Linked DNA regions of Mus musculus: all the other regions are linked to region 3. Evidence: chromatin loops called from intact Hi-C (ENCODE). Cell type or tissue: left cerebral cortex. All regions are shown on one strand.

Region 1 (8,000 bases), 120 kb after region 3:
ACTCTCGAACGTAGTATGTCTGCTTGCTAATAGTGTTCAAAGTAGTCCACTAAGTTGTCTTTTAAAGACTACTGACTCTACATTCATTGCCATGGCACTGGTATTATTTCATTGGAAATTCTTAGTAAAGCTGAGTGGGACTAATGTCACTATGCTTATGGTAGTGAAAAAGTCACCACAATTTCCTTAATTGTGTTGAAAGCCTCATTAAAATGCTTTAAGTTCACACACCAAATTGATTAATTCAAGTGAAATAAAATAAGCTTCAGCATGCCTAGAATTTTTGAGCAGTATTTCTAGAGTTTTAGGGCATATGCTGCCTATCATCCTCTGTCTGCTACTTTCTCTAGGACTTATAGATGGACCCTGCTAGAAAAAGAAAACTATCTGAATTATTTGTGAATAGCATTCATCAGTGCTTGGATGTGGCATGGAGTATCTATGTTAGTGAGGAAAAATTACATGATTACTGAATTTTAAACTATCAAAGAGAGAAATTGCAAAATCGAAGATGTTTTCAAAGTTTTACTTACAAGTGGGTAATTTTAACATATGGACTTATTTAAGCAATGGAAATTAACTTATTATATAAGAGGTTATATGACTTGCTTTTAGGCAAAATTCATGATTTCACATTATTTTTTAACACATCGATTGCATAGAGTTTTCCAAATGTGGCCAGGATCCTGCTTCTCTTAGCCATGCCAACAAATGTTATTGTGGAAACCAGAAAGACTTTGTTATTTTTTTTTCTAAGAAAGATTATATAAATAAGGAAGACACTAATGAAGAGAAAATTTTATTGAGTTGCTTCTCTAAGTGAAATCCATCTTGGAACAACTGAATGCTTACTCTGTTTTAGATTCATATAAAGTAGAGGATACAATGAAATGAGCAAGGCACCTTGGTGCAGAAAATTCCTATCTGAGTAAGAAAGAGAAAAACAAACTCTGCTGTTTGTAGTAATAGGTGTTATGTGAAACGTTATGCATAGTGGGGGCGGGGGAAGCTGTAGAGCATGTCTGCTATTCTTAGGAGTGTCTTGATTGATCACAATTTGCTGCAGGGAAGGAATAAGCAGGACCAGCAGCATGTAGAAGCTCCAAAGCCTCAGATTCTGAGGCAAGAGATGAAAGCTATGGAATCCATTGTGGCCAAGCTCGCTGGGAGAAAGACTCTGTGAAGCTGGAAAGGACTGGGTGATGGATCCAGTCATGCAAACCATGGTTAAGATTTTGCAGTATTTTTTAAGCTTGAAAAGAAACCATTGGCCTATCTCAAGCTGAGAAAATGACAAGTCTGACTCAGATTTTGCAGACTCACTTGGGATATATAGTGAAGGACACCATGTCGGAAAGCATATGGAAGTATGCATTCTTGGGAAAGAAGGTGCTGGCATGGACCACACTCCGTGTCTTTGAAGGGCTTCCTAAGGGATTTGATACAGAGTGGGAAACATAAAGAGCAAGCAGGGACATTGGCTGGAGGCCTGAGTAACTAGGTCAATGATTCAAAGATGGCAAGATTCGGGCTTATTCCAAATGAGAGAGGAAAAACGATCTCATTAAAAGAAGCAGAGCCTCTAAAAATTCTTTAAGGTTGCTTGATGAAGATAATTCACTTTGAGAAAAGAAAACACTAGCTGTTCAATCTTCAATAACAAAAACCCTTCCACAGGAGAAAGTGGCGGCGCACAAGTTTGTTTGGGTGAGAGAGAAGCTTCCTTTTGCAAGGATATTGAGAAAGTAAGTGAGGAAGGCAAAAATAGCTCTTAATGAGATATAGATTCATCGCTCTTAATGTCAGAAAAATTGCAAAGTCCTCTGAATATGTCCTCAACAAGCTGTTCTGGGCTAAATTAGATAGGATTTCCAGCAAATACAATGGAGTTTATTTATCCTGTAGGGGAGAAGTAAAAAACTATTTTCCTCCAAGGAGAAAACTAAAGTAGCAAGGAGGGAGCCTTGCTTGCCCTTAAAAAAATAAAGCTAGCTATCGTCATGCTGTGTTTTATGAAAGAGAGGAGCCTGCTAATCTCTCCCTTCACAGAAAACTTAACAGGACAAATTATAAGCAGTGACTTGAGTTAGGCCCAGATTAATGTGTTTTTTGGCAGTAAATTGGCACTATGAATAAGTACATGTTAACAAGAGACTGGACTTTTAAAATAATTCTGCATGGCAGGCTGATAAAGAAGCAGTAAACATTGTTTTATTGCCACAGAAATCTATTCTTGTAATGATGTTACATAATAGGAGGATGGGGGATAATTATGAGTATCTAAAAATACAAGTGAATTTCCTTAATGTGAAGGAAGCAGCTTCATGACAGGAGGGCTGCTATAGTTGCTGAAATAATCTCTAATGTCCTAGAGGGACACTTGACTATTTTGTAATTTTCAATAGCACTTCTTTGTGACATGCTTTGAACTGTTAAGTCAGTAGATTGAAGTACGGGTTTTGAGCTAACAGATGAACTACACACCTGTTTGTAATATGTTCCAAGTCAGTGTTTACTTTTTTAAATATTTAATCCGTGTTGGATATATGACTACTTTTAGCTCTAGGACACAGTAAAATAACATGGGAATGGGATTGTATAGTTTAGTGCTATAGCCTTTGCCTCACATGAGTGAAGCTGTGGGTTTGGTCCTAGATAAAACGAAACACTTAATTGTTCACAGGCATAAGTGTTAGTTCGAAGGTGGTTCTTTTCCAGACACATCACGCCAGGCCAGCACAGTTCCACAAGAAGAGGATTTTTTTTTATTGGGTGGGGGGAGAGGGAGAAATCGAGGAAGAGGAGAATGAGGGAGAAAAGGGGAGAGGGGTCGAGGTTTCAGTCTTTTATTTGGGTCATGACATAGATGCCAGATAATGAATGACAGGCGCAGGTGAGATGTATGCCAGGAGTCTGTGGTGGCTGCCATGGCAACAGATGCAAAAGGGTCCTTGGCACCTAGGGCTGACATCATCTCTGGATTCCAAGGCTGACTGTAAAGCTGCTTCTAATGCCAACAATATGGACTTGTTTTTGTTGAAGAGGGTTTAGCTATCTAGCCAGTGACCCTCCTGCCTCAGCCTCTTGAGTGTTGCCATTAACATTTTGTGCCCCCAAACTCTTTCATCCCGTGAGCTTATGGCTTTAAAAATAAGTTAATAAACCCTGCATGGTCATAGCTTCTCATTGAATCCATTATTGTTCAGTTGCCTATAAAGGTTTTATGAGTACAGCTGAAGTGCTCAGTTTAAAAATGACAGTAAACGATTCTAGAGAGATGGCTTAGAAGATAAAAGTCCTTTCAACCAACATGAGGTCCTGAATTTAATCACAAGGACCCACAAAGTGGAAGGAAAGAAGCTATTCTTGCAAGTTATCCTCTGATCTATAGACTTATGCCATGTCAGACATGCATCCTTACCCACAGAGCTAGAAGTTTTGCCACAGTGGAGCCTATAGCTACTGAACAAGCAGGCTCAGTCATCTTCTCTACTCTAAATGCAGGTAGAAAAACTTATTTTCATCACCCTTACTTAGCTTTGGTCCTATCAATTCTGTTTGCTGATTTACCTTAGTGTTCACTGTAAATGTATAATAATGATAATGATAACAACAACAACAACAACAACAACAACAACAAAATAAGCCTGGCTGGGTTCAAGAGAAAATATTGCATATATATTTAATTAATTTTTCTTCTGTAAAAATGTTAAAACAGTCAAGCTTCTTTGAGTTTAGCTAAGTTTACAATAGTGTAAAATGTTTAATGACCATATTTTATGCAAGTAAAATTTTTTTTAGCTCACCTACACCTTATGATATTATGTATATTCTATAGCCAGAACTCAATAAATTGACAAACTCTACTAGCAAAAATTTGTTCCCACATGTCTTTTTCAAAGTAAGAAAACATTTTCTTAAATGTGAGGAATCAGGCACTTCCATCTGGCCTGGTCCTGAGTCAGGTCAGATGAAGGGCTCACTTTGACCTTGCCTGGCCATCAGCACTCTCACTGTAGAGCAGCAGCACCTGGGTGGAAAGGTAGGTCTGAGATGAATTTCTCTGAACACATAAACACAGCCTGGCCTGGGTGGTATTTTGCTTAAAAACATGAACATTTTGAATCTCAGAGAGGACCTGAAGGAGAAAAACATACCAACCTCAATGCTGCCAACTAAGGAATTCTGCCAAGCTTTAGAAGATGCCAAATGGCCAGAACAACCAGGAGACATTTTACCAAAGTAAATCTTCAAGGCAGTATTGACAGAAAATGGAGAGGGAGCCTGATAGCTATTTCCTGAGAGGCTCTGCCAGAGTCTGACAAATACAGAGGCAGATACTCGCAGCCAACCAATGGACTGAGCACAGGAAACCCAATGGAGGACTTAGAGAAAGGACTGAAGAAGCTGAAGGGGTTTGCAATCTCATAGGAAGAACAACAATATCAGCCAACCAGACCCTCCAGAGCTTTCAGGGATTAAACCACGAATCAAAGGAGTACATACAGAGGGACCTATGGCTCCAGCAGAGTATGGCCTTTTCGGCATCAATGGGAGGAAAGGCCCTTGATTCTGTGAAGGCTTAATGCCCCAGTGTAGAAGTAAGGTGGGAGTGCCAGGGTAGTAAGGTGGGAATGGATGCATGGGTGACCACCCTCATAGAAGCAGCAGATGAGGGGAATAGATGGGGAATTTCCGGAGGGGAAATCAGGAAAGAGGATAACATTTCAAATGTAAATAAATAAGATATCCAATAAAAAAATGGGTTGTCATAACATTGCAGCCCTTCGTTCTTCTATTGGAAAGGGACCTTGGAGAGAGACAGCCTGAGGATGCACACAGGAAGTATGTGGCTCGATAAGCAAACTTTGGCCATCCAATTCATGATTATAGGCCTAAGGAATATCTGACTCTTCATCAAAAGCTTAGCTTAACTAATTAATTGAAGGATGTGGTGGAACTAGCCTCAGAAGCTGGGAGCCATCCTATGTTAGAGAGTTGCTAAGGCAACTGAGAAGGATTCTTGGTTCTGTGGGGGTAGATTTTAAAGCAGACCTGGAGGAGGTAGAGAAGCAGGAGGAAGAGAAAGGACAAACAGCTGGTATTAAACAGTAGCTAAAGGCAAAAGGCCTGGAAGGCTGAGCTTGTGAATAACGCTGACTGGGCCCGCTGCTCGTGCAGAGCCTTTGGCATTTATACATCAGGGAATTTTAGCAAATCACTGGCTGGTCTTGCATTCATTAAAAACCAAATATCATGTGAGATCAAGGCTGCACAGTAAATGGGGTGAGGCAGCTGAATTCTGTGTGATTGTTGTTATTCTCACTGTTCCTGGCTCCACTCATTTCAATAATCCCTTTTTCCTGGGTGTTCGTAAGAACATTGGACTGCAAACATTTCCTTTTAGAAATTGACTTGTGTTAAAACCACGCAGGCAATATAAAGAAAATTTAATAAGTGTATTATCAAGCTTCTAAATGTTAAAACTGTTTCAGTTGACTAGTGTAAATCTGTAGCGTCTAACAAATTAAAAACAAACAAACAAAAATGATTTGCTCAAATTTCTCCTTTTCTTCTGTTTCTTCAGGCAGCTGGTGTCATTTGTATGGCAATATATAAAAAGAATAATTTTTTCCTAAGGCTTCAGCCTAAATTAACAAATAATAATGCTTATTTGTTTTAACATGAAATACTAAGTTGCAATTATTTTGAAGATCAAGTCTATTTTCCTCAGGTTCATTTACAAAGTGTGCCTGTTGGCATCTGAGGAATTTTAGTTAGCATTGTAAAATGGCTTGTATATGGTGGTAAAGCCTGAGCTCCCAGTGAATAGATCTGATGAGGAGGCAATGGGGTCACAAGGAGTCTGACTTAATCAATTGATCGGTGTAGTCATGGAATAACAATATGACAGCATTATTGGAATGTGATGGGAATGAGAGGTGGGGTTAAGTGTGACGTCACAGGGGCATGTCCTTTCTACTAAATCTTGGGTAATGTCTGTGTCTGTCTCTCTCTTTCTCTGCTTCCTGGCTACCACGAGTTGAGTAATTATGTTCTGCCATGAGAGTCTGCCTCGCCATGGTCTCATGGTAGGGAAAAAGCCAATTATAGATTAAAGTCTCTGAAACTGTACACTGAGCCACAGTAAAGCCATCTTCTGAAGTTGTTTTCTTGGCTATTTTGTTGCAGGAGCAGAAATCTGACGACCATTTAACCTAGAGACTTAGCATGAAACTAAACACTAATGGTCTTTTAAAAAGTAGTAATAAAATGAATCCTAATAATATCTGTCATTGACATTATCTCTATCGCTTTCTAATGACAGCCAAGAAAACAGTACCTTGAGCCCTGGTATGTATGTATATATATATATATATATATATATATATATATATATATATATATATATATATATTATAGATGTGACTAATAGAAACACTATTAGTAGTTAGTTATCTTTGGAAAAGGTTTCAGGTGGAATGCAGGGAGTATGTTTTGTGCAGTGGGATATTTAGCTTCTGGATAACTGTATAAATTAAACAGTACATACCTGCTGTGTGACTTCCAGGGGAGATGTTGGCAAGTAATTGTTCATCTCAGATAAGGCACCGGTGAGAATCTAAAGAAGTGGTTCCAAATAAGTCTTGCTTGGTGAGTCTTGCATTCACTGGTATGATTAGCAAGATATAGATGAGGGGTTAATTTCAGGAGCGTAGCAACTCAGATGCAGCTGCCTCATTGAAAAGGCCATCCAGCACCATATAGCTCACAAAAGCCGAGTGGCTGGAGCTCTCTGCACAGCTTACAGTGGGCTCTAACAGACAGACCCTACTCCTTAGCATGTGACTATTGACTCTATAAACTTAGGAAGGAACTTGAGAATATTGTTTCTGAGTCCTTCCAATATTTTAAGCCTTCCTTTATTTTCTTCCTTCTTCCTTCCCCAAGGAAGGAATTAGTCATACAATATAATATCCTTTCTCTTGGCATTTCTGTTCTGTGGCCTGCCAGAGTTCTTTCACTCCCTCTTACTGGATGTTGCCTGAGGTTTTTGGAGTTGGTGATGTACACATCTGATAATTTTCTTCTCTTTGTGTCTGGGCAGTGGCTTGCTATGGCACAACATCAGTCATTTATTCTTTTTTTTTTTTTTAAAGATTTATTTATTATATGTAAGTACACTGTAGCTGTCTTCAGACACTCCAGAAGAGGGCGTCAGATCTTGTTACAGATGGTTGAGCCACCATGTGGTTGCTGGGATTTGAACTTCAGACCTTCGGAAGAGCAGTCGGGTGCTCTTACCCACTGAGCCATCTCACCAGCCCCAGTCATTTATTCTTAAGAGCTTGACTGGTCATTAATATATCAGTAGCTGCTGTCAATATAGAACCAAAGTTTCCATCTGTGATTGAAGTAGACAGCCTTAGTAATCTGTAAGCATAAATGTTTAGAAGGCAATTTGGCATCCAATCACATGCCTATAACAATTGCCTTCCCACTGAGGACTGTGATTTCCCTAGCTGGAGGATTTTGTCTTATAGTCTCAAGCCTGGGTTCCTTCCTATAAAGGGACATTAAATCTATCCAGGACACAGTTATTCGCACCCACAGCACACACATGATTGTAACAGTGTGTATAGCTTGCCTGGAATAGCATGAAGGATACCTAATACAGCAGGACATCTAGTGACAAGTCTTCCCTTACAGCATGCATAATGCCTCTGGTCAAGATAAAGCCATCAGTGGAGAGGGAATACCCAGCTCACCTCTAGTCTTACTTCAAAGCTTGTGTTGTGTTAACAATAGGGACTTTCCATCTGATTCTTCTTTGCAACCGTAAGTAGTGACAATAACCTCGATGCTTATGAGATCTCAAGGACGTCTGTGATGTACAGTTCACAGGAAAGTAGCCTCCTTCTGACAGTGGGATTTTTCATCCCACAAACTTACTGCTCCTTAGAATGCTGGGTCTGCCAAGGAGCTGAAGGGGTCTGCAA
Region 2 (8,000 bases), 830 kb after region 3:
TTTCTGAGGAACCGCCAGACTGATTTCCAGAGTGGTTGTACAAGCCTGCAATCCCACCAAAAATGGAGGAGTGTTCCTCTTTCTCCACATCCACGCCAGCATCTGCTGTCACCTGAATTTTTGATCTTAGCCATTCTGACTGGTGTGAGGTGGAATCTCAGGGTTGTTTTGATTTGCATTTCCCTGATGATTAAGGATGTTGAACATTTTTTCAGGTGCTTCTCTGCCATTCGGTATTCCTCAGGTGAGAATTCTTTGTTCAGTTCTGAGCCCCATCTTTTAATGGGGTTATTTGATTTTCTGAAGTCCACCTTCTTGAGTTCTTTATATATGTTGGATATTAGTCCCCTATCTGATTTAGGATAGGTAAAGATCCTTTCCCAATCTGTTGGTGGTCTTTTTGTCTTATTGACGGTGTCTTTTGCCTTGCAGAAACTTTGGAGTTTCATTAGGTCCCATTTGTCAATTCTCGATCTTACAGCACAAGCCATTGCTGTTCTGTTCAGGAATTTTTCCCCTGTGCCCATATCTTCAAGGCTTTTCCCCACTTACTCTTCTATAAGTTTCAGTGTCTCTGGTTTTATGTGAAGTTCCTTGATCCACTTAGATTTGACCTTAGTACAAGGAGATAAGTATGGATCGATTCGCATTCTTCTACATGATAACAACCAGTTGTGCCAGCACCAATTGTTGAAAATGCTGTCTTTCTTCCACTGGATGGTTTTAGCTCCCTTGTCGAAGATCAAGTGACCATAGGTGTGTGGGTTCATTTCTGGGTCTTCAATTCTGTTCCATTGGTCTACTTGTCTGTCTCTATACCAGTACCATGCAGTTTTTATCACAATTGCTCTGTAGTAAAGCTTTAGGTCAGGCATGGTGATTCCACCAAAGGTTCTTTTATCCTTTAGAAGAGTTTTTGCTATCCTCGGTTTTTTGTTATTCCAGATGAATTTGCAAATTGCTCCTTCTAATTCGTTGAAGAATTGAGTTGGAATTTTGATGGGGATTGCATTGAATCTGTAGATTGCTTTTGGCACGATAGCCATTTTTACAATGTTGATTCTGCCAATCCATGAGCATGGGAGATCTTTCCATCTTCTGAGATCATCTTTAATTTCTTTCTTCAGAGACTTGAAGTTTTTATCATACAGATCTTTCACTTCCTTAGTTAGAGTCACGCCGAGATATTTTATATTATTTGTGACTATTGAGAAGGGTGTTGTTTCCCTAATTTCTTTCTCAGCATGTTTATTCTTTGTGTAGAGAAAGGCCATTGACTTGTTTGAGTTAATTTTATATCCAGCTACTTCACTGAAGCTGTTTATCAGGTTTAGGAGTTCTCTGGTGGAATTTTTAGGGTCACTTATATATACTATCATATCATCTGCAAAAAGTGATATTTTGACTTCCTCTTTTCCAATTTGTATCCCCTTGATCTCCTTTTGTTGTCGAATTGCTCTGGCTAATACTTCAAGTACTATGTTGAAAAGGTAGGGAGAAAGTGGGCAGCCTTGTCTAGTCCCTGATTTTAGTGGGATTGCTTCCAGCTTCTCTCCATTTACTTTGATGTTGGCTACTGGTTTGCTGTAGATTGCTTTTATCATGTTTAGGTATGGGCCTTGAATTCCTGATCTTTCCAAAACTTTTATCATGAATGGGTGTTGGATCTTGTCAAATGCTTTTTCTGCATCTAAAGAGATGATCTTGTGGTTTTTGTCTTTGAGTTTGTTTATATAATGGATTACATTGATGGATTTTCGTATATTAAACCATCCCTGCATCCCTGGAATAAAACCTACTTGGTCAGGATGGATGATTGCTTTAATGTGTTCTTGGATTCGGTTAGCAAGAATTTTATTGAGGATTTTTGCATCGATATTCATAAGAGAAATTGGTCTGAAGTTCTCTATCTTTGTTGGATCTTTCTGTGGTTTAGGTATCAGAGTAATATTGGCTTCATAAATGAGTTGGGTAGAGTACCTTCTACTTCTATCTCAATTATCCATCTTGAAAAGCCATCTAGTCCACCATATTTCAGATACCAAATCCCTAAAGTTAAAGTATGCCCAACTTCTTTCTGGGTTACTATGAACACTGCAGTAACCGGGTTCTCTGTCACTGGCCGAGTTCTGATAAATTACACTTTGTTTTATTGCCTGGTTATCTGGAGATCTGGAAAAGAATCAAGGAGGAATGGCATTATCTATATTTCTCTGGATTACAGCAGCCTGGGTACACATGACTATGACTTGGTTCCGGTAAAGTCAAACATCAAATGAATCTACTAGTTTCTTTTCAGAAGACGCTTACGTGTTTCAAATGTACCATTCACAATTCCTACTCACTGCAAATGCTTCTTCTGCACCCAGACTGCAAAAATGGAGAGCTCATTGTAACTGAAACCCTGTGAAAACAAATGCTATCCAGTAAAGTCACTGGTTCTGCCCTTCACTGTTTAAGTTGGTGCTGTATTGGCCTTCTGCCCAAAGCCTTCCTCAGAGGAACCTGTTCTAAGAAAACCACCAAAATTCAACACTTTGTTGGTTGGGCTAATGATTAATTTAGACTATAGAATTCTTTTCTTGGATATTTTCTTTATTTACATTTCAAATGTTGTTCCCTTTCCCAGTTTCCCCTCCAGAAACCCCCTATTCCATCCCCCCTTCCCCTGCTTCTATGAGGGTGCTCTCCCCAAGCCCCCACCCACTCCTGACTCCCTTCCCTGGCATTCACCTACACTGGGTCATAACTTTTTCAGTATAGCCCATATATTTGTAAAGAATTATTGAGCTTATAACACATTTTTAAAACCTTCCCATATCCCCAACCTCTATTTTCTTTTTATAAATTAGAATGTTTTCACAGAAAATAGCAGAGGACAAATTTTCCACAGTATGAACTGTCCAGATGAAAAGATCAGAATTTAGTGTATCCATCTGACTTTATCTACCATAATGTAAAGGAATGAGAAAATTGCATAATTTGCTGATTATGCCTTATTAACTACTGAAATTTTCCTGGTGGTGGGTGAAAGTTTGTCACCAGTGTCAAAACATCCCTACTGACACCAACAGTAACAACCTGGAAATTATATACCAGCAGCACAAGGACATCAAGAGCACCCATACCATGACAGACAATGTACAGATTCGGCTTGCTTCCTTTCTCCATCAGCTCTTATGTTCTAGCAGAACCTGAAAATAGGCAGTGTTTTAAAATAAGGCAAACAGCTCTGTCTAGTGGTGAATTTTATGATTGCAATCTAGGTCATGAATAGTTTCTTTTGAAAATCTAAAACTTGGCCAGCAAAGCTGACAGGAAATGGTTATTGTGATCTCTGCTCATTGAACACAAGGGATCAGCACTTAAGGTCATATTTTCTCCATTTTGGGCACTTTTCCTGGTAATTAAGAGAGACAAACAGGTGTGAAACCCACTTCAGGAAAAGGAAATGCAAAAAAAGCATTTAAAAGTGTTAAGCTTTTTTAAAAAGTGAAATTTCACTTTTCAAAAACTTTGTCAAACATAGGAAGAAATCTTAGCCGGGGCCCAACTTTAGCCTGCCTTCCTTTCTTATTTTCATGTCTTTTAATAATAGAACTCCTGAGTCTAGCTCCACATCAAAACTATAGCAGTCTTCACAGGGCAGACAGAAGCCATGGAATGGCAGTTGGGATCCCTGGTTTAACAGCAGTTTCCACAAACGTCTCCAGAATGTTCTCAGAACACTGTGTGTCCAAAACTAAGAATGGAAGCAATTTTCTCTCAGCTCCATCATGAAGCACTCCAAAAGTCAGCAGTTCTTTTGCACACAAAATATGGAGCACCAAGAAAACCTGACTTCCACAGAGCATTATGAAGCACTGTATAAAGCATTTAAAAAGAGGAAAATGGACTTAAGATTGGCGAACAGTCTAAGTGAGGGCTGATATCAGCGACTATTATATTTCTGGCTAAATCATATAGAAAGGATGTTTGCAAATTAAATCAAAGCTTACTGACAGGGAAAATAAGGATAAGGCCATTTTCCTTTTCAATGATGGTACTGACCCAGGGCCTTACATGTACTAGATAAGGTGTCCTACTAACAAACCTCTCCAGAATGTTCTCAGAACACTGTGTGTCTAAAACTAAGAATGGAAGCAATTTTTTCTCTCAACTCCATCATGAAGCACTCCAAAAGTCAGCAGTTCTTTTGCACACAAAATACACACAGTATTTTGCACACAGGCTACTTGTTAACACACAATAGTTATAAGATAATGAGTGTGTGGTTATATTAAAAAATGATGATCAAAACTTTACACCTTTGCATGAATTTGCTAAAGATAATAGCCAAAGGGATATTTAATTTAGTGAAGTAGTTACTTAAGCATTAATATATTCAAGGAATATTTCAGTGCAAAAGAATATTTTCTTTTGAAAAATAATTGTACAACATAGTTGTTTGACAACAAAATTGAAGTAAATTAAAAAGTATAGAAAATGTTTTTGTTCTTAAAAAAACATAAATGCTAGATATGAAGGCAGGACCACCAATGTGTAGGTATATCCTTTAAGATTTCACCTCTGTGAAGCTGAGATAGTGGTATCCTTTTGTTTACAAAAATTATACAGATGTATGAAGACAGAAACTGTAGGGGAAAAAGACTAATTCAGAAGGAAATGTAAGCTTTTTTTCATTTTTTATTTAAATTTTTGGAGTAGACTTCATACATAAGTGTCTACATCATTCTGGTCTTTGCATCCAACCTCTCAAACTCTTGCCATGTCTACTCTTACTAATTCATGATCTGTTCTTTAATGACTATTGCTACACGCACACATGTGTGTATTCACATACATATACAACCTACTGAGTCTTTTTTGTGTTGCTCATATGTGTATGTGTTCACAGCTGAACAACTTTTATGGGTGCTTATCCTTGACAGAAACTGATTCTCACCCTCTCGGGAACGATTATCTGTAGCCATCCACGTAGGTATGGAACTGTAGCCATCCATGTAGGTATGGAACTTCTGTTGGACTATTAACTGGTATTATAATTATGCTACTGTATCCAGACAGCCTTGATGTTGTGAGTTTGTGGGTGTATCTTCTCAGTCATATTTTGGGGCACTATCTGGCAGCATGCACCCTGGACATCTGGCTTTACAAGAATTCTGCCCAGTCTTCCTTGATTGAACCTGTTAAGCATGCTTGCCAAGTTTTAGACTTTTTAGGGCACATTTTAGAAAGAAAAAAAAAGAGTTGCTTTTTAGATGTATCAAAAGGATGAATTTGTGAAGAAAATTTATAGTGTGAGATCCAAGAAGTAATTTTAGAGACCCGAAGATGGCAGTCAGACAAATGCTCTCAATTTCATAGTTAAACTGAGGCTAGGAGGAAGAGATGTCTTCTCCCAAATTTCTCTACATCTTACTTTGTAAGTTATAAAATGGTCACAATATCCTAGAAGCTCTAGGAATCATGACTGCAATTTAGTGACATAATGAAGGAAACAAGGCTACCATGACCCTTATCTAATGGCATGTATAATCAGTATACAGCAGTATTATACAGCAATTTGGCATAAATGGCAAATGATAATTTAGATGACTGGAATTAGCATTACTTTTACAAACTGCATCTCTAGGGTCAGTGAAAGAGAATAATAACAATACAAGCTAAAAAAAGAAAAGATACTTTAATATTTATCTAGAAGGGAAAAAATACTAGCAGCTGGTCTCCCCAGTTATCTAGGGATGTTTTAGTACTGTGGAGTCAAATAAAAACATAATATCAGGTTTGGTGGCTTATATCTGTAACCTTAAGTCATGGAAGAGGAAGGGAAGGAAGACCAAAAGTTTGAAGCCAGTTTGAACTTCATAAGCGAAACAAACAAACAAAAATCAGAGTGAGGAAGAAAAGAAGGACAAATGGGACATGGAAAGAAAAGATGTTAAGTATTTCAAAGACACCACAGACCAAAATGTGTAGCTCCTGTTGGGTGGGTTTGTTTGTTTGTTTCCCTCGTTTAAAAGATTTTAAGAATATCACAGGAAATTGGATCTTTCCAGTAGCAGTTGAACCTTCCAGTTATTGGACTTGCAGAGTTAAAGTTTGAAATTTCCAAGGCCACTCGGAGTACAACCCTGGGCTTGAGCTCTGTCCCCTGCATATTACCACTATCCAGGTTAGTCCTCAGCATGAATGGACTAACTCAATAACATGTGACAGGGACATCCCTACTCTACACTGCTGCCATCTCTACATGCTCATTCTTCTGGTTGATCACTGAGCAGCCTTGGGTGATAAGAGGTATATTTCTAGATGCTCATATATAAACAAAGCAAGAGCTCTGGTTATCCAATATTTGAGAAGAACATTGCCAGAAGAAAGGAGAAGAATGGTCCAGACATACAGAAAAGAAAGGAAAGATAAAACGCTGCTCTATTCACCAATTTTTTCAGAGATAGTTCTGTCCATTACAGTGTGAGAAACAAAATAAAGAACACAAAATTTGAAAAAAGACTCATAAAAGCTCTAATAGTAATTGTACAGTAACTATACACAATCTTGGATAAGACACTTGGCCCCTCTACATTTTAATTTCTGTATCTAAAAATATTAAATATGGTACGGACTTAATTCTCCAAAAAGTACACTGCTTAATATGCAGAACATTTCCCATATGCTTCCATTGGGGTGAAAAAGCCACATGAAAGTGTCTGTAACTACAGAGAATCTGAGGACAGCACTAGTCATGATACAACTCATTCCCGTTTTAAAATTTGCCTTTAATTTCAATACATGCCTTATAACCCACTTCTTGAATGTTTACTTTAAATAAAAACATTTACATTTTTGTCTTTAATTTCCATTGTAGTACGTGTCTTGTTCTCCACTCCTTGCATTTGTGCTTTGAATAAAAATATTTCCCATGAAATAAAAACAAGGGCATAAAGGCTCATTTTGTAAGAACATCAATGTAGCTGCAACCTACATACCAACATGAGAAACCAAATTTTACCTAAAAATACCATGTGCATCTGCTATGTACAAATGCTCATTAACTAGTGAGTTTTCCTTCTCCTCATATCATCTCAGAAGCCCAAAGAAATGCTTGTATCCCAGATTCCAAAGGTTTCTCTATGCCATCTTATCTGAAATTCATAGAAAAAAAATAGGAAATTAACTAGTACTAGAAAGCTCTCAGTCAGAGGTATTTTTCAAAGTCTAGTGGCATTTTTTTGGTCATACCTGGGAAAGCAGGACATGAGATAATGGTTTCTAGTGGGCAGACACCAGGGGTGCAGATAAACTTTCTATGGTTCATGAAATAGCTCCACTGCAAAAAAATCAGCCCCACTAATGTGTGCTCTGTGTGGAGGCTGTGAAACTCTGGGCTGTTAGTACCTGGTTTCATCTTGACCCTCACCAGCAGAGCCCTAAGCTGACTGATCTGTGCAGGAGGTTTTTATTCTTTGCTGGGCTGCTGGTATCCTGTACTTTAACATCCTAAATTTAAACATGGACTATATGAAATCTAGTTCAAAGACTTTCCTCAATTCTTACTGTGTTCAAAATGAAAAGTTCGCTTTTAAATAAGTTTAAACTAGAGCCTTACTAAACAGGCAGAGGCATAACTCTTGAGACTGTGTTTTCCATTTCCCTGCAGAGTATGAGAGTGCTAAAGGTTAGTGTAAACTAACCTTTTATGTTCTAAAGGCTAATGGCAGACAATATTTGAACTGTTAGCTTTCTGGGAAAAAAAACTAAAAAAGATCAAAATATAGAGTTTAGAATAAATTCTTGGCATGAGAAGACATCACAGAATCTCATCACATGATTAAATATGTCCTCTTTAGCCATGAAGTGAACTGTCACACTAGACAAGATGGGTTTCTAGAGACTACAGTTCTCTTTAGTCTGTCTGCCCCTTTGTCTCTCAGACTCGCCTTTTTTCCAACCAGACATGCATAATCTGCCACTATAGAAAAGCCTCAAGGCACTGGACT
Region 3 (8,000 bases):
CTGGGGATTTTCTAAATGAGGAGAGTTTAGAATGATTTGTGTACCTGCAGTTAGCTCTGGGAGATCTACAGACACAGTTAAATCAGCTCCTTTGTACAGATGGGCTGTGTAACTGAGCAGTTTTCTGCTTGAGAGCTTTAGCATCACCTTGTAGCATCCCTGCTTTCCTTGCAGGCCCAGAGCTACATCTCGCAAGGGACCTAGCAACTGTCCTGTGAATGGGGAGATCAAGTATGGGCATCTGTTTAAAGCTAGGCTGCCCTTATGTGAATTCCTTTAGGCTGTTTTCCTTTTCACATTATCAGAAGACAGTGTCTTCTTCACAGAGGGCATTTGCCCTCTGAAGCTTGAATGCCTCTCTTGAGGGCAGCATTATTTCTATGTAGTCACTCAAGACAGTGTGGTTTCTTGGTTGTCATTTCTCCAGCATTTTCAGGACTCAGAGACTTGGCCATTAGGATATATAACTATATATATATATTCTTTGGACCAAGGAGTTGCTATGGCTTATCAAGGATTATCAAAACCTTCTACCACAGATAGAGCTCATAAGAGCAACAATTTACCTATGTACTGATGGATATTTATTGAGGGTCTCTTATCATAATAAATATCATGAACCATTGGAGGCTCTAAGATAAACCAGGTGTGGTAATGCCTTCTAACGTTTTACATGGTGGTTAGGGTAATCAGACTTAGTTCTATAAATCCTTATACCATGGGGCAGATAATGACTCATTAAAAAATCAAAACAAACAAAACTATGATATAAGGAAGTGATTAACTTTAAAATATGTATGCTTTAAGCTAAGTTAAGCAATCCAGGCCTGTTAGCCTAGCTACTCTCAACACATACATACACATACATTGCTGAGTACATAGTTCAATGGTATGCCACTTAATTATCACAGTAAACAATGGTTCAGTCTCTGGCACCCCTCCTAAAATTTTTGGGCCGTGGCTTCATATTAAATCATAATTCCCTGTGTATATCTTATTTGAGGGAAATAATTGGGATATAGTTTAAAAACTGCTACTAAAAAAATGCCAAATAGAATGTTTTCAAATGGCAACTTTTTTTTTTTTTCTGTTGTTGAAGAAGCCTTCTTCTGGTGTCTGAAGACAGTTACAGTGTACTTACATATAATAATAAATACATCTTAAAAAAATAAAAAAGAAAGAAAAAGCCATCAAGCTTCGGTAGTATGGTCTACTTGTCTACATGGATATCTCTTCTAGATGGGGCTGTCCCGTTGCTCAGGCAGGGTAGTAGTTGATAAATACCTCGTGCACAATGGCTTTAATGGGTGTTACTATCTATCCACTGTCTGGTCATTATTATCTCCCTGGAATGCACCAAACTGCTGCAGAGAGCAGCCAGAACACCAAGGCTCTGACTCTGCTCACCTTTCTGCTGTAAAGAGAGGGCACTGCTGTTCAAGGTACCTAGTACTGTCCTGCGGGCAGGGCCAATTTCATAATCACTATTTTATAGATAGACAAACTAAGGTTAGGAAGCTCCCTGGACTCGTTCAATGACCCAAGCCGTCACTGAGCGAGGTCCAAAGTTTGAAATGACAGACTACACATATAAGCTGGAAGCATTTTCTTTCATGTTACTAAGAAACACACCTTTGTGAGCCCACAGCACCTCAATAAAGCACACAGCCCAACAAAGAATTATTAACTGGAGATGGGTGAGTTGGGAGTCCCCCAAAAGATCCTGGAGGTGGGCTTGGCACCACACAGAAAAATATTTCAGAGTCTCCATCCCTTGGAGCCATAATGTAGATGAGGAAGCGCCTTCCAGAGAGATGTCATCTCCACAAGAAGAGTGCAAAGCACGGTCATAGCAGAGGGTCCATCTCTGATTATATTACGAAATTCTACATGAGAAGAAAAGCTGGGGATAATTTTGTGGGAAAGCACACTAGCCCTTTGAGTGCTATACAATCAAACACCTAGGTTGTAATCCTGGCTCTGCCACTCTTAGGCAAGCTATTGAACACCTGGGAGCCTCAGTTTCTTCATCTTTAAAATGGGCATATAAGTAATTATTATTATAAGGGGTAATTGAGATAGTGCATGCAAAACACTTGGCAGGCATTAAACACTGGCAGAATGTTGGCAGGGTTCTAGCCGGCTATATTAAAGTTTTGCTTCAGAGATAATTCTCTGAAGAATTATATAAGCATAATTATATCGAAGCAGTCAGTAGTCGACCATGAAAACCCTTCCTCCACTAAAAGGCAGAGCCAAGGCAGAGAGAAAGCACTTCACCTTAGTAAGGCACAGGATTATACTGAGGTTCTGCCTGGCTCTGCTGGCAGGTACTTGCGGCTGTGGACACTCGGGGCCGCAGCCAAGAATCTGGAGCAGGTTCACTCCCAAATGGAGCCCTAAGTACCGCTGTGACTTGGAACCAAAAGCAACACTGCTCGGTTCTTCCTTCCGTGAGGACGTTTAAAGCAGAGGCTAGTGGCAGGGGGATAGCAAGCCTGGCTACTTAACCCTGGTTGACTCGACACAAAGCCGATCCCCACCCCTCTGTGCCCCCGGGCTCCCGCTGCCAGTGCAGTACACAGACAGGTCTCGACATCTCTCCTAGCAAGGATCTAGAGAGACTCGGGACAAGTCCAGGCGTCACCTCACATCGCCGTGCAACTGAGCGGAGCCAAGTCTTGAGACTGCCCTCCCCACCAAACAGAGCTTTGGGAAGAGGCAAGCCCGGGCAGCCCCACCTCCCCTGATGCCACGAACTTGCGGTGGCTCATTGCTCATCCCAGCCTTCTTCCTGCTAAGATCAAGTTAGGAACTTCAGGGTTTCTTAAAGACGGGGAGCAGCAATGAGCTCTAGTTGCTCTCTTTAAGGGACGGTCGTGACTGGGCTTAAAGAAGTCAGACTCCCTCCTGAACACCAACAAAGGACTATATTTAGTTTGGAGCACTCCACCTAAATTCCTTCTTTTCCCCTCTCAGCTTCAGATGCACAGGCCCGGGCAGTGGGTGGAAGGGGGCGGGGAGCAGTGGAGAAGGAACAGCTGGGCCTCCGCCTCTCCACTCAATCTCTATAAATAACCAATCCTGAGCGGAGGCGACTTTGCAGCCAATGAAGCTGTCTAAAGCGACAAAACCTCAGCAACAGCCAATGGAAAAACATTTGGGGGTGTGAGACTCACATCCTGGGGCCAATGAGTTGGGAGTCTGGGAGAGGTAATTTGAGCTGGCGTGTGGGTGTGCGGTGCGAAACCTTCCTACTTGCAAGCCCCAAACCTGCTCCTCCGACTGAGCATGCCCTGACTCGGTGCGGGAGCCACGGGGCTCGATCCACAAGCCATATTTTGGCTCTAACCAAAGGGGTGTTGGGGAGGGGGGAGACGTAGGATGACCCCGCAACTCTTGCCCTGAAGGCTGCAGCTCTCCACAGATTCCCAGCCCTAACTCCTTGTCCGGACAGGGACTCAGGTCGAGTTCTTCGTGGGAAACTGAGGAACACCGGGCCAAGTGGGAGCACGAACCTCTGCTACCTTCCGGGGCCTGAAAAATGCCCTGCAAGTGTACGATCCTGAGAGGCGCGCAGCAGCCTGAGTTCGGGGACAAGTGTCTATCCTTTAACAGCGCAAGCCGACGAAGAGGTCGCAGCCAGCTGCTGCCTGCTGTCCCCATAGGAGGCCGGCAGCCGCACAGCCCCGACCGAGGTGACTTCGGTTTGGCGAGCTTTCCACTTACAAGCACACACAAGCAAGACTGCCCAGTTCCAAGATTCGCGCCGCCCCGCCCTGCCCCGCCCAGCCCCTGTTTGCCACACCCTCTGTCACGCCCCCTCCCGATGCGGCGGAAAAGCTGGAGCGGAGTTCGGGCGGGGCACCGCGGGCGACGTACTGGGCATGCTCGGCTGGGCGGGGAGGGCTGGGCTGCGCGCGGCGAGTAGGAAGCCCTCGCCCAGCGGAGGCTGCGGGAGACAGAGGAGAGAGAGTGATGGGTCGCGGAGCTGGACGCACGTTCCGCGGGGACTCATGCCACGCGTGTCTCAGCCGGACGCCCAATTAGCAGCCGCCTCTGCAACCAGCCGCCACCTCCTCCCGGCCCTCCCAGGCTGCCGGGGCGAAGAGCTCCAGCCGTTGTCTTGCTCCGGCTGCGCGCATTGTCCTCAGGGTCCTCCGACAGGGCTGCTGCGGGGCCCGGGACCCGCGCCCTAGGGACGCGCCCCCGCTGCCGGTCGGCCTGGCGCGGGGCTCTGCTAGTCTGTTGGCGAGCCCGTGCTACCGGGCTAGTCTCGCCGGGGTTTTTCCTGCGAAGTTGAGGAAGGGGAGAAGTCCACCCGTCCGCCCAGCCCAGCCTTCCCCGGCGCGCAGCCCCGACGGGGCCGCGGCAGGCGCGACGAGGGCGCCGACGGAGCCATGAGAGAGTACAAAGTGGTGGTACTGGGCTCGGGCGGCGTGGGCAAGTCCGCGCTCACCGTGCAGTTCGTAACAGGTTCCTTCATCGAGAAGTACGACCCGACCATCGAGGACTTTTACCGCAAGGAGATCGAGGTGGACTCGTCGCCGTCGGTGCTGGAGATCTTGGACACCGCGGGCACGGAGCAGTTCGCCTCAATGCGGGACCTGTACATCAAGAATGGCCAGGGCTTCATTCTCGTCTACAGCCTGGTCAACCAGCAGAGCTTCCAGGACATCAAGCCCATGCGGGACCAGATCATCCGCGTGAAGCGGTACGAGCGCGTACCCATGATCCTGGTAGGCAACAAGGTGGACTTGGAGGGTGAACGTGAGGTCTCCTATGGCGAGGGTAAGGCCCTGGCCGAGGAGTGGAGCTGCCCCTTCATGGAGACATCGGCCAAAAACAAAGCCTCAGTGGATGAGCTATTCGCAGAGATCGTGAGGCAGATGAACTACGCGGCACAGCCCAACGGCGACGAGGGCTGCTGCTCGGCCTGCGTGATCCTGTGAGGCGCCGTCTGCCGCCGGGCGCTGGCCACGCTCTGTGCACAAAGCCAAACGCACCCGATTCTCTTAATGTGATTGTCTTCTTGCTTTGAGATTGGAGACGACTTTGTTGTCTTGGCTGGGATGTCCGAGGAACCTGGCTGACTTGTGTAGCCAGCATCCCCAGCCTTCAGCCAGGGTCTGAGAGGGTGTACGTTGCAGAGCATCTGAGACCCCGGTGGAAAAATGGCTCTATACAGCGTGTACGTTCCTCGTTGATTTTGGTTCATGCATATTTCCCCGTTTAAATAGCCATTAAGGCTCTGTATTGGCTGCTTGACACCGGCAAGCAAAAGTTTCAAACCTGAAAAAAAAAAAATGGGGGTGGCGAAGCAGAGGAAGTGAAGGGGAAGGAGGCAGTGGGGGAGGGTTCCCCTGAGCAACTGTTCATAGTTCCAAGTTTTAACACAAGGAAAGAGGTCCAAGAAAATCATATGAAGGAGCCAGAAGAGGGGACGAAACTTTTTTTCCTTGTTTTCCAGGATTATTTAGAAATTAAGACCAGGGGTTCCTTTTCTGCCAGCTTGGAAGGGCAACCCAGGGACTGATTACGATTCTGAGGATGTCTATGCAAAGTTGGGTTCTTGTTACAGTGTATCCAATCTGAAGTATTGCACATGTGAACTGGGACTGTTTAACACTGATGCCAATACAGTGTGGGGTGCCAGGAAGTGTCTGCTGATATTTGTGGGGAAAAAAAATCTATTTTGATTACCTACTGTATCAAAGGGGAGTCTGGGGGGAGAATGGTAGTATTTTTTTTTAATCAGCTGTGAAAAATGTTACAAATCTGCACATTTTTTGTGTGTGCTATTGTGTGTGTGTGTGTGTATGAGTGTAAGTATAGCTTTTTTTTTTTTTTTTTTTTTTTTTTGTGGTTGGCAGTGACAGATTTTGCTGACTAGCTTTTAAAAATACAATACAAAGACTTCGTAAATGTGATTCAGGGCGCCCAGCACCCCTGTGTCTGCAGAGTGCCTTCAAACTCAGCTGTTCCAGCCGGTGCCAACCTGTGAATTCCCACCATGTCCCAGAATCTGCTGTTCTGCTTTCCCCAAAACTACTTTAAGCATCTTCCTGAAAGAGCCAGGATGAATAGGACCTGTTATTCCGTGAATTGCTTCATTAATTTTAGCTTTTTTTTTCAATGTTAAGTCCATAAGTCTTGAATTTTTTCCCCCTTCATTTTGTTCTAATTTCAGGTTTTAGCTCTCCTTTTCTGTTGTTTTCGAAATGTCTGTTATCTGTTACAGGGTGTTCCTCCAGAGGCAAAGAGCAAAATTTTATTGTGATGTACCAAAAGAATTTTAACAAGTTGTAACTTTTAATTCCACTCATTTAGTCACTGTCTCTTCATTTTAAGACTTTTAATACAACTGTCATTTTTAAAGAAACCCCAAACTATTTGTGGTTTTGTGTTTCATATTCAGTGATTTACAGTCTCCGTGAATATGGTGCCAGGCGGGGAGGTGGATCGGGCCAGGTCCATGATGCCTTTTGAGTTATGTGTCAAAATTTGAAGATAGGATTATTTCTATGAAAAATTGGGTAACAATGTTTCCAAGTCTTTAAAAGTGGAGAAAAGTATCAAGGCCTAAGACTCACAGGGTATGGCCAGGGCATCTGACTGTCCAGATGAGGAAGCACTGCTCTGCTGAAGAAGAGTAATGAACTTTACTGTTGATAGCAAAGGGGCAAGTCCCCCCCTCCCCGACTCCCCCCCCACCCCCAGCTAGTAACACCCTCTTAGGCCTGGGAAAGCAAAGTGGACCTGGCAGAATAACTAACAGGGGCACTTTCTATTTGTCTTGGTTTGATGTTGTCTGTTTATGTCCCACACCGAGTCAGAAGTGATCTTAACTTTGATCTCACACACCCTGCCCTCTACAACGTATGGATGGAATACAATTATTCTAGCCGTTATTTCAACCCTTCCAAAGTTTTTATTTGGAACCAAATCAAAGATTGAGAACAAAAAGTAAACAAGACGAAGAGGATTCCCTTGCTCTCCTTCTATTTGCCCACAACAGTTTTTAAAAGTAGGAGGCAATGTGTGTTGGTGTTTTATTTGTATTTTGCTTGGGCTCTCCAGTACAATAATCTTTACAGAATAACAAAGTATCTATAAGATATAATACCACAGGTTCCTGAGGCAAAGCTGATGTCTGAAGAGTCTTAACTAAGGAATTTACTCCCTTGGCAAAGCCAAAAGAGATCACAGGTTTCTTTAAAGCTATAACAATATATATTGCCTTAATTTTTTTTTTTCTCCATCCAAGTTGCATCTCATCATTTCGTGGGCAGGAAGAACATTTTGCCTGTCCTGGCCTTTGTTTATTCTCCAACTCGGATCTCACATCTCCATTAGTGTCAGATGTGATTCTGCTTCCAAGTATACAAATTGAAAAATAATGTTTTTACAAGAATTCATTCTTAACATTTGAACGAGTGTATTTGCTTAGGTCGATGAAAGTGTTGCACATTTAAAGTGTTGACGCATTTTGAAGATGTGTCAAGCACTGTTGGAGGGGTTGCTTTTTAAAAAAATGCTTATGGTGGCCCTCTTCTCATGATTTGGAAGGCTTTGAACAAAAGTGTTGCCAAGTATATAGCTCAGAAAATACTTGAAGGTGGACAGTGATCTAGATTGTTGGTGCATTAATCACCTCTCCAGAGGCTTCCCAGAGGTCATGGAAGGCAGGGCAGGCTTTTGAAAACATGTTTCTACTGAGTACTGTAAAATAAATGCTTTTGGATTGTACAATTAAAGCTGCTGCAGGAAAATGGAGCCCTGAGTTGTTTGGCTTGCGACTGTTATTTTCATGGCAACATAGACATTTGTCTCTTGGCCTTTTTGTTTTTGCTTTCTTGCTTTAAGAAGGTAATGTTAAGGGTGACAGTTTATTTGGCTAGGAAGAACTTCATCTAGTGTTGTGCTGTGAGGCAATACAAGCATTTGTTTCAGGGCAAAAGTCAGGCTGGTTTAACTGCTAAAGGAACTGAGTCAGGTGG

The links. A loop is a pair of places that touch in the nucleus more often than their neighbours do. Peaks named below come from ENCODE experiments on the same cell type or tissue, not always from the same donor. Only the 100,000 strongest peaks of a DNase experiment are listed, where the experiment ranks them.
Region 1: a loop joins it to region 3, with 2.2 times the contacts of the local background. A loop is called at or near these places in 3 of 42 quality-filtered maps.
Region 2: a loop joins it to region 3, with 5 times the contacts of the local background. A loop is called at or near these places in 5 of 42 quality-filtered maps.

Annotation. Positions count from the first base shown.
Region 1 is chr3:61,481,928-61,489,927 of GRCm38, forward strand. No RefSeq gene overlaps it. Among named protein-coding and RNA genes, the nearest start is that of Gm40061, 94 kb to the left of the region's middle. In left cerebral cortex, no CTCF peak of the experiment used is centred here; DNase peaks (open chromatin) are centred at 1,538, 1,956, 4,209 and 5,075; H3K27ac peaks cover 1,791 bases.
Region 2 is chr3:62,189,472-62,197,471 of GRCm38, forward strand. No RefSeq gene overlaps it. Among named protein-coding and RNA genes, the nearest start is that of Arhgef26, 150 kb to the right of the region's middle. In left cerebral cortex, a CTCF peak has its summit at 3,248; DNase peaks (open chromatin) are centred at 3,223 and 5,164.
Region 3 is chr3:61,360,657-61,368,656 of GRCm38, forward strand. Rap2b (RAP2B, member of RAS oncogene family) reads left to right here and starts at 3,851. Exons shown (of 1, transcript NM_028712.4): 1 at 3,851-8,000. The coding sequence starts at 4,401. The coding sequence ends at 4,952. In left cerebral cortex, no CTCF peak of the experiment used is centred here; DNase peaks (open chromatin) are centred at 2,409, 3,159, 3,868, 4,444 and 3 more places; H3K4me3 peaks cover 5,857 bases; H3K27ac peaks cover 3,259 bases.